2 separate regions of the Homo sapiens genome follow, and region 1 is linked to region 2. A link is a contact called in ENCODE Hi-C or POLR2A ChIA-PET data. All regions are on one chromosome and are shown on one strand. The core of a region is the stretch at or near the end of the contact, and the rest is flanking DNA. Distances in the headings are between cores, read along the strand shown. Region 1 holds the start of RAD9B (RAD9 checkpoint clamp component B). Region 2 overlaps ANAPC7 (anaphase promoting complex subunit 7).

Evidence for each region. Hi-C counts contacts between places; a loop is a spot of excess contacts on that map. ChIA-PET counts read pairs that join two places held with the same protein, here RNA polymerase II (POLR2A). Pooled maps may share reads with other maps.
Region 1: a map of endothelial cell of hepatic sinusoid shows a loop between it and region 2 (6-fold over the local background). The contact joins the promoter of RAD9B here to the enhancer-like site in region 2. A Hi-C loop is called at or near these places in 1 of 168 maps with a recorded cell type or tissue (endothelial cell of hepatic sinusoid) and 1 of 50 pooled maps. POLR2A ChIA-PET finds 5 or more read pairs at or near these places in 2 of 52 experiments (AG04450 and H1).

The regions. Positions count from the first base shown.
Region 1 is chr12:110,500,957-110,503,656 of GRCh38, forward strand. RAD9B (RAD9 checkpoint clamp component B) reads left to right here and starts at 1,375. Exons shown (of 11, transcript NM_001286535.2): 1 at 1,375-1,427. The coding sequence starts at 1,382. It overlaps VPS29 (VPS29 retromer complex component), which reads right to left and starts at 1,155. Exons shown (of 4, transcript NM_016226.5): 1 at 1,093-1,155. The coding sequence starts at 1,095. RefSeq lists an enhancer at 984-1,123.
Region 2 is chr12:110,383,061-110,385,760 of GRCh38, forward strand. All of the region lies in intron 6 of ANAPC7 (anaphase promoting complex subunit 7), which reads right to left. Among named protein-coding and RNA genes, the nearest start is that of ANAPC7, 19 kb to the right of the region's middle. RefSeq lists an enhancer at 1,681-1,740. Within about 2 kb of position 1,356, at least 3 of the 41 ENCODE cell types and tissues checked have a DNase peak (open chromatin) inside an H3K27ac peak, as active enhancers do.

The DNA of each region.
Region 1 (2,700 bases), core at 125-2,624, 120 kb after region 2:
ATCATCTGAGGTCGGGAGGTAGAGACCAGCCTGACCAACATGGTGAAACCCCGTCTCTACTAAAAATACAAAAATTTAGACGGGCTTGGTGGCGGGCGCCTGTAATCCCAGCTACTCGGGAGGCTGAGGCAGGAGCTGAGGCTTGAACCCGGGCGGCATTGCAGTGAGCCGAGATCGCGGCATTGCACTCCAGCCTGGGCGACAGAGCGAGACTCCATCTCAAAAAGAAAGAAAGAAAATATGATTACAGCTCTGAGTCCTCTCTAGTAGAGGCCCCCAGTTTTTATGTAGGAAGGTCTGAGGGGCACCAAACTACTGGGGGTGAAGGGGTGATTGCTTGAAGGTGGCTGGGGGAGACTAGGTAAGTCTCCAACACCGGCACTCTCCCCAGAAAAATGTGTATATTCACAAAAATTTCCCAACAGTTTCAATGAGTTCACACATCATTAAGGAATCCTACCCTAAAGAGGCGTAGCAACCCGTGGAAAGAAACAGTTCCAGCAATTGCAAGCGCCAAATCCCGCCCTCTGAGAGCACACCTGCTCATCTCAATGGCAGCTAGATGTTATTTCAGGAGCGAGGAGGGTGGTTTATTCCCTTTCCCTAGATGGCAAAGTTAAACGGGTACGAAATTCTGCTCGCTACTTCCTGTTCTGCATTCGAGAGGCCAGCTTCCACCACTACACCCCAACCAGCGGGAGGTGCTTTTTGCGGGAAACGAGTAGGAACCGTCTGGAAACGGAGGACCGTGCCCCTATCCCCGGAACATTCGAGGTATAGGACCAAAGGCCTTCCCTGGCTCGGGCGTGCGTGTCTCGTGACAGGTCGGGCTGCTAGAGGGGCCTTTTTACCCCTTGGATGGCCTCTGGCCCCTTGGGGCCGGGATACGAGACCTAGGCCAGCCGCACCCAGAGGTGGCCGCTCCCTTCCTTCCCTAGACCTCTTCTGGGCCTTTCCCAGGCCAGCGCCTGGGCCCTGACGCCGAGGCCTCCGGGATTTCCCAATTCCTCGCCCTCGGCCTCCCCACGGCTCCCAACAACGCAGCACCCCACCCGAGAGCCAGGCCTTGGTCGCCGCAACTGCAGCCCTCACCATCCTGTCACCGGGCTCCGCTCAGTCACCACCACCGTCGCCGCCCTCTTCCTCAGGCTCCTCGGCGACCCGCCCACTTAACCGCAACCAATGAGAGCAGAGGGAGACAGAAATTGCCGTACGGAGGCCCGCACGGACCCTTCTCCGCCGTAAAGCCGTTTGGGAACTTGTGGAGGCGGGGTGGTAGAGTGCAGAGACGAGATCGCGAAGCTTTGAAAAGCGCGGGCAACATCCGGGCACCTGGGCCGTCGAGCTGAGGCGCGCCTTCCGAGCCTGCTTTTTAGGGCGGATGGCAGCCATGCTGAAGTGCGTGATGAGCGGCAGTCAGGTGAAAGGTGGAGCGGCCTTTGTTGTCTTCCCATTTAGCAGAGAGAAAAGCAGACGTTAATAGGTCGTCCCTACCATTGTCTAATTTTTCCTCTTTGCCTTTTTGCGCAATGACTGAGGACGCACGCCCTGGCCACAGCCCCACCCACTCAAGTCCCTGTTAACTTCTGAGGGGAGGATGAGGACCCATCTCGTGTGACTTAGAGGCAGATGTAATATGGGTGGTATCCGGGAAATAGAGTTGTACCATCGGGCCACAAACTCGGGATGCTGAGGACTGCATGGGGAAGAGTTGAGAGAAAAAAATAATGCTTGGACAGTAAAAGTATTTTTGTGCCAAGAGAACAGCATTAACCTGGTTTTTTTTTTCCCCAGATTCTACCATTTTTAAAAATGTATGAACTTGGAAAAGTCACTAAATCTCTTTGGGGCTCAGTTTCTAAAACGGAAACAGGGGTAATGACAGCACCTTCGTCACAGAGTTTGTTTGGAGGCAATGAAATGGAAATGCGTGTAAAGAGCCCAGTAATAGATGGAATGTACAAGAACTATTAGTGTTGTAAACGGCGCTTTCAAAATGGAAGTTAGGCCGGGTGCAGTGGCTCACGCCTGTAATCCTAGCACTTTGGGAGGCCAAGGCGGGTGGATCACCTTAGGTCGGGAGTTCGAGACCACCCTGACCAACATGATGAAACCCCGTCTCTACTAAACATACAAAAATTAGCCGGGCTTAGTGGTGGGCGCCTGTAATCCCAAGCTACTTGGAAGGCTGAGGCGAGAGGATCGATTGAGCCCGGGAGGTTGAGGCTGCAGTGAGTTGAGCTCGTGCCACTGCACTCCAGCCTGAGTGTCAGAGTGAGACTCTGTCTCAAAAAAAATAAAAAATAAAAAGAACATTAACAATGTCGTACGGGATCAGACTAGTGTGTTTTCCAGCCCTAAATGTGTTCTGTGGTGGGGAAATCTGGCTGCCCTCAAACATCAGAGATGTATGTTGGATACCCCTAATTTCTCTCTCATGACTTGTTGTGACTTGGCTATCAAGCTATTAAAACCACTTCAGATTATCTTCTCCATGCACTGTTTTCACAGTTTTTGGGGGGTCAAATACATTTATCTAAATCAAGTTGTAAAATACATTAGTATGGAAATTGGTTTGCACAGTAGCTCCATGCAACACTGTAAACATATAGAAGGACAAATTTCGGTCAATTTTATCATTTCACACACTACAAATTTATTGAGCCCTGACTATGTGTCTGGCATTTTGCCAAGGGTATT
Region 2 (2,700 bases), core at 106-2,605:
CAGCTCCTGCAGGGGCTAAGCCCTTTCCACCATCACAGGCTCCTCCAACTACTATTTCCAGTTTCCTACAAAGTGACTATTAAAATGCAAAACCCAGGTTGGGCACAGTGGCTCACACCTGTAATTCCAGCACTTTAAGAAGCCGAGGCAGGTGGATCACGAGGTCAGGAGATCGAGACCATCCTGGCTAACACGGTGAAACCTCATCTCTACTGAAAATACAAAAAATTAGCCGGGCATAGTGGCACGCGCCTGTAATCCCAGCTACTTGGGAGGCTGAGGCAGGAGGATCACTTGAACCAGGGAGACAGAGGTTGCAGTGAGCCGAGATCACGCCACTGCACTGCCTGGGTGACAGACTGAGACTCTGTCTCAAAAAAAGAAAATGCAAAACCCAGCTGGGCGTGGTGGCTCACACCTGTAATCCTGGCACTCTGGGTGGCAGAGGCAGGAGGATCACCTGGGCCCAGGAGTTCAAGACCAGCCTGGGCAATATGGTGAGACCCTGTCTCTAAAGAAATTTTAAAATATCAGCCAAGTGGCCAGGTGCAGTGGTTCATGCCTGTAAACCCAGCACTTTGGGAGGCCAAGGAGGGCAGATCACGAGGTCAGGAGTTCGAGACTAGGCTAACAGGTGAAACCCCATCTCTACTAAAAATACAAAAATTAGCTGGGCATGGTGGCGTGTGCCTGTAATCCCAGCTACTCAGGAGGCTGAGGCAGGAGAATCGCTTGAATCAGGGAGGCGGAGGTTGCAGTGAGCCAAGATCGTGCCACTGCACTCTAGCCTTGGCTACAGAGCGAGACTCCGTCTCAAAAAAAAAAAAAAAAAAAAAAAGAAAAAAAAAAGAAAAAAGAAGGGCCAGGCGCGGTGGCTCATGCCTGTAATCCCAGCACTTTGGGAGGCTGAGGCAGGTGGATCACGAGGTCAGGAGTTCAAGACCAGCCTGGCCAAGATGGTGAAACCCCGTCTCTACTAAAAATACAAAAAATTAGCCAGGCACAGTGGCAGGCGCCTGTAATACCAGCTACTCGGGAGGCTGAGGCAGGAGAATTGCTTGAACTCAGAGGGCGGATGTTGCAGTGAGCCGAGATTGCACCACTGCACTCCAGCCTGGGCAACAGAGTAAGACTATGTCTAAAACATAAAATAAAATAAAGTAAAATAAAATAGAAAGAAAAAAAAATTAGCCAAGCACAGTGGCACATGCCTGTGGTCCCAGCTACTCAGGGGGCTAAGGCAGGAGGATTGCTTGAGCCCAGGAGGTCAAGGCTGCAGTGAGCTATGTTTGTGCCACTCCCGCCTGAGTGACAGAGTGAGACCCTGTCTCTAACAACAAAACCAAAACCAAAACCAAAGGAGGCCGGGCACGGTGACTCATGCCTATAATCCCAGCACTTTGGGAGGCCGAGGTGGAAATTCAAGACCAGCCTGGCCAAGATAGTGAAACCCCATCTCTACTAAAAATACAAAAACTAGCCAGGCGTGGTGGCACACACCTGTAATCCCAGCTACTCAAGAGGCTGAGGCAGAAAATTGCTTAAACCAGGAGGTGGAGGTTGCAGTGAGCCGAGATTGCACCACTGCACTCCAGCCTGTGAGACTCTGTCTCACAAAAAAAAAACAAAAAAAAACAAAAAAAACAAAAAACCAAAGGAGCAGAACAACCTACCTCACAATTTGAAAGCCTGCTATTTTCAGGAAGTGCTTGTCCTTCTATCCTGTGGTGTGATACACAGCTACCCTAACCCAACCAGAAAAGGCCCAAAAAAGGCATCAACTAAGGTCTCTCTTCCCAGAGTTCTAGACCATCAGAAATACACTGCTGAAAAGCCAATCAGTCTCAGAAAAAGTTGGCCTATTCCAGAAAAAAGCTTGTAGTTCTATCCAGAATGCAGTTCATTAAAGATCACTGCCTCGGGCTGGGTGCAGTGGCTCAGGCCTGTAATCCCAACACTTAGGGAGACTGAGGCGGGTGGATTACCTAAGGTCAGGAGTTGCAGACCAGCCTGGCTAACATGGTGAAACCCCCGTCTCTTCTAAAAAAATACAAAAATTAGTTGGGTGTGGTGGCGGGCGCCTATAATCCCAGCTACTCGGGAGGCTGAGGTGGGAGAGTCACTTTAACCAGGAGGCGGAGGTTGCAGTGAGCAGAGATTGTGCCACTGCACTCCTGCCTGGGCGACAAGAGTGAAACTCCGTCTCAAACAAACAAATAAAAAATCACTGCCTCTCCGCAGCCCCCGCTTTATTCTCACCCACATTCTATAAAAAGGGACCTATGCTCACTGTTACCCATCTCTTGCCACCATTCTCTTCCATCCCTTGCTATCCCTTCAGATTCCCATGAAAATTCCTCTCAAGCCAAGATTACTGCAATGCTCCTGCTAGCCCCTGGGCCTGGGTCTGAGATTCCAAGCTGCCATTGCCATTCCAAGCTGCCAGCTGTTGCCAGACTAGTATTTCTAAAACATCATTTTCATCATGGGTGCAGGCAGCTTGGAGAAGAGGAATAAGCACTTGAGGTGAGGGGAGATCTTGTGCAAACAAATCCATCCTTCTAGATCTGCTTCCTCATCTAAACGCTTGGGATGGCCCCTTCCCAGCTCCATCATTCCCCTGGCTTAAGAGCTCATAAGACTGTTTATTGTCACAAGGCCCTGTTTTTCTGATGGCCTTTTTTGGACCTTTACAAATAG